3 separate regions of the Homo sapiens genome follow, and all the other regions are linked to region 3. Evidence: chromatin contacts called from ENCODE Hi-C or POLR2A ChIA-PET data. All regions are on one chromosome and are shown on one strand. Each heading gives the region's core, a stretch centred on a gene start or an enhancer-like site at or near the end of the contact. The rest is flanking DNA. Distances are from core to core; before and after follow the strand shown. Region 1 overlaps SAG (S-antigen visual arrestin). Region 2 overlaps ATG16L1 (autophagy related 16 like 1). Region 3 holds the start of UGT1A5 (UDP glucuronosyltransferase family 1 member A5).

What was found. Hi-C counts contacts between places; a loop is a spot of excess contacts on that map. ChIA-PET counts read pairs that join two places held with the same protein, here RNA polymerase II (POLR2A). Pooled maps may share reads with other maps.
Region 1: a pooled map shows a loop between it and region 3 (2.8-fold over the local background). The contact joins the enhancer-like site here to the promoter of UGT1A5 in region 3. A Hi-C loop is called at or near these places in 1 of 37 single-sample maps with no recorded cell type and 2 of 50 pooled maps. POLR2A ChIA-PET finds 5 or more read pairs at or near these places in 1 of 52 experiments (HEK293).
Region 2: a loop to region 3 is called in a pooled map, with 4 times the contacts of the local background. The contact joins the enhancer-like site here to the promoter of UGT1A5 in region 3. A Hi-C loop is called at or near these places in 2 of 168 maps with a recorded cell type or tissue (IMR-90 and colonic mucosa), 3 of 37 single-sample maps with no recorded cell type and 6 of 50 pooled maps.

Annotation. Positions count from the first base shown.
Region 1 is chr2:233,330,031-233,333,776 of GRCh38, forward strand. SAG (S-antigen visual arrestin) reads left to right here. Exons shown (of 16, transcript NM_000541.5): 10 at 1,610-1,682. Among named protein-coding and RNA genes, the nearest start is that of DGKD, 23 kb to the right of the region's middle. RefSeq lists an enhancer at 1-229. Within about 2 kb of position 1,686, at least 19 of the 41 ENCODE cell types and tissues checked have a DNase peak (open chromatin) inside an H3K27ac peak, as active enhancers do.
Region 2 is chr2:233,269,226-233,272,506 of GRCh38, forward strand. ATG16L1 (autophagy related 16 like 1) reads left to right here. Exons shown (of 18, transcript NM_030803.7): 6 at 777-842. Among named protein-coding and RNA genes, the nearest start is that of ATG16L1, 19 kb to the left of the region's middle. Within about 2 kb of position 1,311, at least 6 of the 41 ENCODE cell types and tissues checked have a DNase peak (open chromatin) inside an H3K27ac peak, as active enhancers do.
Region 3 is chr2:233,710,930-233,714,374 of GRCh38, forward strand. UGT1A5 (UDP glucuronosyltransferase family 1 member A5) reads left to right here and starts at 1,978. Exons shown (of 5, transcript NM_019078.2): 1 at 1,978-2,929. The coding sequence starts at 2,063. The region is part of intron 1 of UGT1A8 (UDP glucuronosyltransferase family 1 member A8); the gene reads left to right. The region is part of intron 1 of UGT1A10 (UDP glucuronosyltransferase family 1 member A10); the gene reads left to right. The region is part of intron 1 of UGT1A9 (UDP glucuronosyltransferase family 1 member A9); the gene reads left to right. It also overlaps UGT1A7, UGT1A6 and UGT1A. RefSeq lists enhancers at 1,681-2,181, 2,182-2,682.

The DNA.
Region 1 (3,746 bases), core at 436-2,935, 380 kb before region 3:
TGTGACTGTCTCGGCTCAAATGGCCATCATGTCATGGCTGACCTTCCCATATCCTACAGGGGAGGTGCCTTCTGCCTGTTGTTCCCACACATTAACTAAGCTCAAAAAGCATCAAAGCACAGGGGGTCTTATATAATGGTCTTATTTGGCTCTTTCATGAGGAAGACATGATGGAATGACCTGTGAGGGTAACCTCTAAGTTCACTTTTTAACTCAAACATTCAATGACCAAGACAAAGTTAGACTTATGCATCTTGGGGTGACTGTCCCAGGGCCCAGGACTGAGGATGTGGAACTTCCAGTCCTAAAATGGGCTCTCCCGGGCAAGCCAGGGTGAGCAGTGGCCCTAGGTGTCATATACCACTTTTCCCTGTGAGTCATCACAGATGAGGGTCAGAAATCCTGATGCGTGCAGACTAAGGAATTCTAGACTTTTCCCTCCCTCCCTTCCTTCCTTCCTTCCTTCCTTCCTTCCTTCCTTCCTTCCTTCCTTCCTTCCTTCCTTCCTTCCTCCCTTTCTTTCACAGTCTCCCTCTGTCACCCAGGCTGGAGTGCAGTGGTGTGATCTCGGCTCACTGCAACCTCCAGCTCCTGGGTTCAAGCCATTCTCCTGCCTCAGCCTCCCAAGTAGCTGGGATTACAGGCGTGCACCAATTTTGCCTGGCTAATTTTGTATTTTCAGTAGAGATGGGGATTTCGCCATGTTGGCCAGGCTGGTTTCAAACCCCTGACCTCAGGTGATCCATCCGCCTCAGCCTCCCAAAGTGCTGGGATTACCGGTGTGAGCCACTGCACCCGGATAGCTGTTAACTTTTTAAAAACAAAATATTAATTGCTTTCTATAGGCTGGGCACTGTACTGCATGCCTTGCACAAATTGTTTCTTTATCCTCAAACTTTGGCTGAGTGCAGTGGTTCACGCCTGTAATCCCAGTACTTTGGGAGGCCAAGGTGGGAGGATCCCTTGAGCCCAGGAGTTCAAGACCAGCCTGGGCAATATAGGGAGACCCTGCCTTTATTTTTTAAAAAAATCCTCAAGCTTAATTTTAAAGGTGATTAAAAGTCATCTTTTTAATCATCACAACGTCCCTATGAGTTAGATGCAATTATTACCCCCATTTTACTGATGGGGAAACTGAGGCTTAGAATAGATAAATAATTCACCCCACAGTTAGTGGCTAAGCCAAGATTGGCACCCAAACAGCCTGGCTCCAGGCCCACCTTCCTATCCACCACGTTCCACCCACCAACCAGTCCTGTACTGCCTCTAGCTAGTCTCTTGGAGGACAGGAAGGACAATGTTCATGAAGTAAGATGGAGGATGTTAGAAAGGGCTGAGCAGGGGAAAGGAGGGGTCTCCCAGGAGCTGCAGCCTTAGGGGACATGGGTGGGAGTTGATACAGAGCAGGTTATGGGTGACCAGAAATGGCCTGGAGACAGGACTTCAAAACCCCAGCCTTGAAGCTGAGGGCTGAGAAAGCCTAGCCTTGGAAGTGGAGGGAAACCATCATCAGAGAGGAGAGACCAGCGTGTACCCTGGGAGGCCGCAGGGAAAGTGCACGTGTTGGGGGACCAGTGCTGACCACCGGACTCCCGTCTTCCCCTTGCAGTGGAACAGGTGGCCAATGTGGTTCTCTACTCGAGTGATTATTACGTCAAGCCCGTGGCTATGGAGGAAGCGCAGTGAGTAGCTGTTGGGGTTTCCGTTTCCTGGGCGTCTCAGCCTTCTGTGTCAAGTTTCTCGCCGTTTATTGCTGAAGAAGGAACTAGAATGTTCAGCTAGCTCGCCAGCCTTCCACTTCCTTCCTCTTTCTCCCTTCGAGGGCTGCACAGAAAGTTAGCATCTTAGCTCTGCATCTACCACACCCCTCTGTGCCCATCTTACAGGAGTTCTGAGGATTAATGCAAGCCAAAGAATGACGCAGAGGAGAGAAATAAAGACAGAAATGTCACCATGGGATCAGCTGGCTTTTTCTATTTATCCTTGGAATGAATTGTTAGGAATTTGGTACTATTTCCACCTCCCAGAAGATGGTCAAATGAACTGTCAGCCCAGGCTAGGATTCCCTATCTTTTGATCTCAAATTGAAATCTTATACCAGTGACAACTGGATTAGAATATATCTGTTCTTAGCCTGTTGTTGTGAATGACTTTTCCCCTTTGTTAGAATCAAAAACAAATGAGAATCCTGCCATGGTTCCTTTATGCTGGCCTGAGAGACCTGCCCAGCTTTGCTGTGTGCCACAAAGTCAAATAGATTCATTTAATACATGGCTTGGAGTGGGGGGCGATGATCTCCCACCTCCAGCCCCCCGAGAGGATAGCTCGACCAGGTCTTAACTCTTTGCCTTGCTGGCATGTTCTAAGCACCGTTGTATGTAAAAAATATTATCAGGGTTAGAGGAAGGTTAGGGTAGGGGAATGATGAAAGACAACTGATTCCTTAAGATAATATAAGGTAATAGATAGATTTTTTTGAGATGGAGTCTCACTCTGTTGCCCAGGCTGGAGTGCAGTGGTGAGATCTCAGCTCACTGCAACCTCCACCACCCAGGTTCGAGCCATTCTCCTGACTCAGTCTCCCAAGTAGCTGGAATTACAGGAGCCCGCCACCAAGCCCAGCTAATTTTGTATTTTTTTTTTTTTTTGAGACGGAGTTTTGCTCTTGTTGCCCAAGCAGGAGTGCAATGGCGCGATCTTGACTCACTGCAACCTTTGCCTCCTGGGTTCAAGTGATTCTCCTGCCTCAGCCTCCTGAGTAGCTGGGATTACAGGCACACGCCACCACCCCTGGCTAATTTTTTGTATTTTTATTAGAAATGGGGTTTCACCATGTTAGCCAGGCTGGTCTCGAACTCCTGACCTCAGGTGATCTGCCCACCTCGGCCTCCCAAAGTGCTGGGATTACAGGAGTGAGCCACCGTGCCTGGCTGATTTTGTATTTTTAGTAGAGACAGGGTTTCACCTGTTGGCCAGGCTGGTCTCAAACTCCTGACCTCAGGTGATCTGCTTGCCTCAGCCTCCCAAAGTGCTGAAATTACAGGCGTGAGCCACCGCACCTGGCCTATATGGGAATATTTAAAAGGCAACTTTAGGAGAAACTATTACTGTTATTCAAAACAGATTCAAACTGTAGGTCTACAAGGGAGGGAGACAGGAAAGAACCACCACTCACTGCCTCCTTTCTGCCAAGATTGGGCTCTGTTCTGCCTTTAGGGGATCCTCGCACATCCCTGTGCCCTGGAGGGGTCTTGGCCCTGGTTCACCTTTCCTCATGTGCTCAGCAACATGGGAGCAAAGGATCCTGGCTGAGTTTTCCCCTAATATGTATTCCATCACCTGGTCCTCTTTCAAAGTGTTGGGTGCATTTTGGGTCAAAGATTCCCAGGAAACTGGAAAGCATTCCAAAGTCCCCCAAAGGCTGGAGGAGCCTGGGAGCTGGACTGGACCATGCTGACAAGTCTGAAGCTAGAGGCCACTCAGAAAGCTGCAGAGCAGGAGCCATCGTCCCAGAGCCCTGTGGCTTCTGGGGCTTTAGTGGGCAGGCTTCCACGGAACCAGGACAGACCTGACTCCCAAGCTGCTCCCCACCATCCAAACCCACATCCTGAAGCTCTGGGGAGTGGCCCCAGAGCCTTGGCATAGTCCTTTGGCAAGCTCTGCACAAACACAAAAAGTCCATCCTCTGAGCCCAACCCCAAGGGCCCTCTTCCTATTCCAGCCATCTTTACAATGCTGTTTCTGCT
Region 2 (3,281 bases), core at 61-2,560, 440 kb before region 3:
TTTATAAATGGCAATAATGATATTTACCTCAAAAGGTTGTTATAAGGCTTAAATGAGTTAAAGTCTGTAAAGTAATTAACAATGTCAGGTAAGGGGAAGTCCTAAGTAAATCTTCACTGTTAGTAATCAGGCTGTGGGTGTGTTAATGCAGGTTGAGCATCCCATATCCCAAACTCCACAATGCTCCAGAATCTGAAACTTCTTGAGTGCCAACATGACACTCAAAGGAAGTACTCATTGGAGCACTTCAGATTTCCGATTTACCATTAATTTCAACTGAATTTCATATTTAGACCTGGATCCTGTCCTCAAGATTTATATCATGTTTATGCAAAACTTCAAAATCTGAGAAAATTCGAAATCTGAAACACTGGTAGTCCCAAACATTTCGAGTAATGGATGCTCAACCCGTGTAAGACTATTTGCTGCAGAAAACTTAAGTCACAACCATGACTAACCCTCAGTGAGCCTGAGGCATGTGTCTATCCTAAGATACCCTTGGTCCCAGAAGGCAGGCCTCCTCCTTTGCCAGTTCACTGCTTTCTCTAATAATGTGGCCTATCTCTCTTCTAGGCTTTACTCTGAAACCCTTTAAAAGGGGAGCCTTACTGATGTTATGAGTTTGGGCTTGTGACTTTTGAGTATTTTGCTCAGGGTAGTTGTTATTTTACATGCACTGAATGTGTTATTAGAACTGGTGGCTTCTAGAGAGCCCAAACCCCGTGCTTTCTTAAGCAGACATAAATGGTGGGCTTTTTTTTTTTTTTTCCCAACAGGAGGCGGCAAGCCCGGCTGCAGAAAGAGCTTGCAGAAGCAGCAAAGGAACCTCTACCAGTCGAACAGTAAGTAAAGATAAATGAATCAAAACTGTGTTTCTGAAAATTTGGCTCTCTTAAAAGTTTTGTTTTTATTTTTTTTTTTGTTTGGTTTTTTTTGAGACAGGGTCTTGCTCTGTTGCCCAGGCTGGAGTGCAGTGGTGTGATCATAGCTTCTAATGTTTTTATTTCTGTAAAATCATCTTACAGATTTTAGAAAGAAAAATGTTAAAGGAAGAAAATGAAAACATACAGTTCTTCCACCACTCAGAACTAACATCCATATATCATTTTAATTGTATTTTGCTGGCTTCTAATTTCTCACAAATCATGTACTGATACGGCCTTTGACCCTATTTCTGATTACTTACTTGAGATAGATTATTGAAAATAAAATTTGATGGGTCAAAGCTTTTGGAACATCACCAAATAACCTTCCAAAAAGTTTGTGTTCATCAGCTGTGAATGTGAATTCTAACTTCCTGCACTCAGTACCCGTTACTGCCTCACTGTTTCCTGTTGACACTTTGAACGATCAGTTTTCTGCCTCTTAATTGTGCCTGCCATGTAATGCGGTGGGGTTTTTGTTGTTGTTGTTTTGTTTGTTTTTTCCCTCCTTGCTCCCTTTGGTTTGTAACTTAAAGTGGAAACTTAAGCGAAAACTAAGATCTCTTGGAACAAAAGGAATCAAACTAGTTCTGGAGCTTTTCCTAATCTGCCTACAAGTTAAGGTGGGGTATCTTCTCTGAGATTTGAAGCTTTCATAGTGGTAGAAAAGAGTTTCCTTCGCTCTAGGATGTTTCTTTTCTATTGAAATGTGTTTTGGAATATAGTTTTAGAGTTTTGATCCACTATTTTTTAAAATGTTGGTTGCTTCCCTGTAAGTGGAGGGGTTTAAATTCAACTAGGAGTCATTCACCAACTAACGTCTTAATTTACAAAGAAACAAAGGTTCCCATATCATGCCTTTGCTTTAGATATGTAGGGTACGTGTGTGTCTGCACTCTCAGATGTGGAAGATTAATCTCAGTTGTATTTTCCCAAGCCACAAAGTAAATAAATAGTTGACCTGGAAATGAGATTTGGTTTCTTCAGAATAACAGCTTATAAAAGTGTCATTTGCATAACCGGGTTGACTGGGATAATTTAGACAGGTTGAGCATCCTGCCCAAGATCATACAGGAAGGGGCCGAGGTAGGATGCAAACACAGGGCTGTAAAAGCCTGTTATTTTATTTTGTATTTTATTTTATTTTGAGATGGAGTTTCACTCTTGTGGCCCAGGCTGGAGTGCAATGGTGCAATCTCAGCTCACTGCAACCTCCGCCTCCCAGGTTTAAGCGACTCTCCTGCCTCAGCCTCCCAAGTAGCTGGGATTACAGGCATGCGCCACCACGCCCAGCTAATTTTGTATTTTTAGTAGAGATGGGGTTTCTCCATGTTGGTCAGGCTGGTCTCGAACTCCTGACTTCAGGTGATCTGCCCGCCTTGGCCTCCCAAAGTGCTGAAATTACAGGCATGAGCCACCGAGCCCGGCCTAAGGCCTCTCCTTAATCTCTATGCTTCCCTAAGGAGTTTCTGGGTCAGAGGACATACATCTTTGAAAGGTTTTGATAACTTAGCAAATGCTAGTGTTTTCTTGTGGTCCCGGGCCTAAGCACAGTTGCAAGTACTTAAAACCATAAAATTCTATTTTCAACAGGACATTGTCAAAGGCTCAGCTCATATTTGCAGTTCCTGTCTTTGCAGTTCTCCTCTCTTCCTTGTATGGGCACAGGTGACTCTCGCAAACCTAGATCCCTGGGAAAGCCAATCAAGAAAATAAAGCACAGCCTTGTCCTTTTTCTTTCGACCTGCCTTTTATTCCCTTCTACATCCTGGCCAAGAATGTGGTGCAATAATTACACATAGTCCTGGAATAAATAGCTAAGGAAAATAAATTTACTTTGACCAGGTTTAACTTGCTTAGTAACAGGTTCTTAAGTATATATTTACCTAATCCAGATAATTATTTATTGAAAAGGAAAAATCTTTCTGTCAAGTTCTTATGAATCCAAACAGTAGGTGATGAAATCTTGGGTTATTACATTTAATTATCTTCTCCATGAAGGTTGCATCTCAGTAGGAGGTCATTAAGACCAAAATAATTACTTGCCCTCCTCCAAGTAGGAAAGACGTGGCCCAGAAAAATGAGGAAGGGGGATTCCAGAGGTACTTTGCATCCGCTGGGATAAACAGCAACAAAGGGAGCATGTCCTATGACTTGATTATGTCATTTGAAGTGTGATGGGCTCTCCTAATGTCAGAGACACTATGTATTTAAGCATAAAATGCGCAGAGTCAAAAATGCATAGTGTTTAAATTTTGCTTTTCTATTTTTTAAAGTAATATTTGAAACTGGGTTAAGTTGGCTGTTGATTTCATGGCCCATTTAGCCATCCCTTCTTTCCCTGAATTCTCCCTACAC
Region 3 (3,445 bases), core at 728-3,227:
GTTTAGGTCTTTGTTTATGTCTCTGAGATTGGCAGAGGGGAATATACAATCATTCAGATCAGGCTATTGGATGCCTTTTTCTATCTCTGAATTTTTCTGGGGTGACCTCACTGACACCCATGGCTTCAATCACCACTTATGCTGATGGCTCCAAGTCTATCTGTGCAGCCCAGACCCCTCCTCATCTCCAGACCCTGGAAGCTGATGCCTTGGGCTGCTCCTCCTATTTCCTGGGCACCAGGAATATGAGCTACTCCCTCCCCACAGTCCTGCTCTCCCCAGTGCTCCCATGTCGCTGAAGGCACCACCATCTTCCAAGATACATGGGCCTCCCCAGGGTCTAGGAGTCCTAGACGTGGGAGTAGAAATTAGATGACATTGGTGTCTAAACAAAACACCACTGCATGGAGATAGAACAGGGGAGCCCCCTGAATGTGGTGAGAGCACCCTCCCAGGTGTGTTCCACCCTCACCCCGGGCTCATCAGGAGGGTGCTTAGGATGCATACAGTTTTAAGGGGGTTGGAGGAATAGTTCAGAGGCTGAGATGTTGCACCCACAGCTGAGAATCCCTTTCTAGCGCTCTGTGTCCTCACAACTCCCCGGGAATCATCCTCCCCTGGAGAGTTCCCAAAGCCCTTGCAGGCCTGCCTTCTCTGTGCCTTCCTGCCTGCGCCCTCTGGTGGACAGCTCCATTCGCTGCCTGTCCCATGGGTTCTGTCCAAAGGTGGAATCTATTATCAATGTGGATTTCTAATGGGGGTAACTTCCTCCCTAAGGGAAGCCTCAGCTTCACCAGCAATGGCAGACACGGCCAGGCATGTAGACACAGAGGAAGTGAGATAGAAAGTGTGCACAGCCCAGAGAGCCTGCCCACATCATCCTGGGGCGACCAGGACAAGGAGGCGTCAGCAATCTTGCCAAGCACAAGTATGAGTGACTTTCTGGAGCAGGACGAGTCTCATGGGCGTGAGACCATTGTGAGTGCTCAGGGTCTCTCCATTAGAAAGGCACACGTTTAATTCTCCATTTTGAAATTTGAACTAGAGCCCCCACAAATTATTCTGTTCTGGAGGAACCATTCTTATCAGAACTTGGTGCTGGATTGACTTGGAAAAAAGCCTGACCATAATCTTCAGGATGAAATAAAGGCCTGGATGAATGGACACTTCAGTCTCTAAGCAGACTTGCAGAAGACTGGAGCCTTCAGCATTCAGAAGAGGAATTCAGACTGTGCAAGATCTGAGGCCAGGCTCCAGCTCCCCCGGTCCCTTGGTGAGCAGGAGCTCCCTGAACCCACCATGGGTCTTTGCTAGGGTTGTCTTGCACATGTGTGCTTTAGACAGCAGCACCTCTTCTTCCATGGTGTAGATGGAGAATCCTCAACAAAGCCTTTCCAAGAATCTGATCATCACATCTTGAGCTCAGCCTCCCTGCAGCTTTTTTTATATTGACAGCCACTTCAGAGAGAGTCCTCTTTGAGCTTTACAAGAAATATCCTGGTGTGAAAAACGACCAAAACCAGATAGCCAGCCTCCCCACTCCCTGTTTAAAGAAAGCTGGCTTAGCAATGTTGTCTGCATTTTGGATGTGCTGTGTTACCCATATGTGGGAAGAAAGAGTATTAAGAGTTAGCAAATAGGGTCACATCCAGCAGAGACCATATGGTTGGGGACTAGGGCAATGGTGACTCCTCAGACCTCAGCTGCAGCCTGATAAACGTGGTTAAGAGAGAAGTAGGAGACAGTGACATGAAATGGGGGTTCACAGCCTTGTGTTGGGAATTGAATGAGAAACAAGAGCTTGAACTTGGATGTTCCCCAGAGCGAGCGCAAGGTCAGATGAGTTTTTCAAGATAGGAGTGATCGGTCTTTCCCAGGGTGGGGCCCATAATGCAAGACAATTATAGATTAACGGGTAATAAGTAACTGGAGGAGGGCACTCTGTCTTCAATTACATGTTGATTTGCTAGGTGTCTCAGTGACAAGGTAATTAAGACGAAGGAAACAATTCTAGGAGGCACAACGTGGGGTGGACAGTCAGCTGTCGGTGGCTTCTGCTGAGATGGCCACAGGACTCCAGGTTCCCCTGCCGCAGCTGGCCACAGGACTGCTGCTTCTCCTCAGTGTCCAGCCCTGGGCTGAGAGTGGGAAGGTGCTGGTGGTGCCCACTGATGGCAGCCACTGGCTCAGCATGCGGGAGGCCTTGCGGGACCTCCATGCGAGAGGCCACCAGGTGGTGGTCCTCACCCTGGAGGTGAATATGTACATCAAAGAAGAGAACTTTTTCACCCTGACAACGTATGCCATTTCATGGACCCAGGACGAATTTGATCGCCTTTTGCTGGGTCACACTCAATCGTTCTTTGAAACAGAACATCTTCTGATGAAATTTTCTAGAAGAATGGCAATTATGAACAATATGTCTTTGATCATACATAGGTCTTGTGTGGAGCTACTGCATAATGAGGCCCTGATCAGGCACCTGCATGCTACTTCCTTTGATGTGGTTCTAACAGACCCCTTTCACCTCTGCGCGGCGGTGCTGGCTAAGTACCTGTCGATTCCTGCTGTGTTTTTCTTGAGGAACATTCCATGTGATTTAGACTTTAAGGGCACACAGTGTCCAAACCCTTCCTCCTATATTCCTAGATTACTAACGACCAATTCAGACCACATGACATTCCTGCAAAGGGTCAAGAACATGCTCTACCCTCTGGCCCTGTCCTACCTTTGCCATGCTGTTTCTGCTCCTTATGCAAGCCTTGCCTCTGAGCTTTTTCAGAGAGAGGTGTCAGTGGTGGATCTTGTCAGCCATGCATCTGTGTGGCTGTTCCGAGGGGACTTTGTGATGGATTACCCCAGGCCGATCATGCCCAACATGGTCTTCATTGGGGGCATCAACTGTGCCAACGGGAAGCCACTATCTCAGGTCTGTATTGGTGCCTTTATCCAATCAATGTTCCAGGCAAAACACTTTTTAAAAAATGTATTTACTTACAAGTGCTTCCATATCTACTTATCTTTCCAAAGATTTCATTTCTGCTTCTCATTGTTGTAATAGTCTTCAGTGAGATAAACTTTTAAAGGGTCAATGGTAGTGCAGTTCAGGGTTTCAATGGCCACTGAGAGGAAGGAGAGGCAGGGACGAGGATCTGTCAAAGGATGGGCAAGAGTGGTGTGACTCACGGAGACTGTTCGTTTGTAAAAGCACCATCTTCATGGCTGTGGATGTGCTTCAGCTGGGCAGGAGCAGGGACACTACACTGAGAACTGATCCATCCAATCTTGCTGGCAAGATTTTCAGTAGAAAGGAGGAAGGAATAGAAATTTACAATTGTTGACGTGACAATTTTTAGTGGTCCCATCTTGCAAAAGATAGAGAGGTGACCACAGGAGACCTAAGCACTCAGAGGAAGTAGAGGTTTCAAAGAAGTTGACTCAGTTC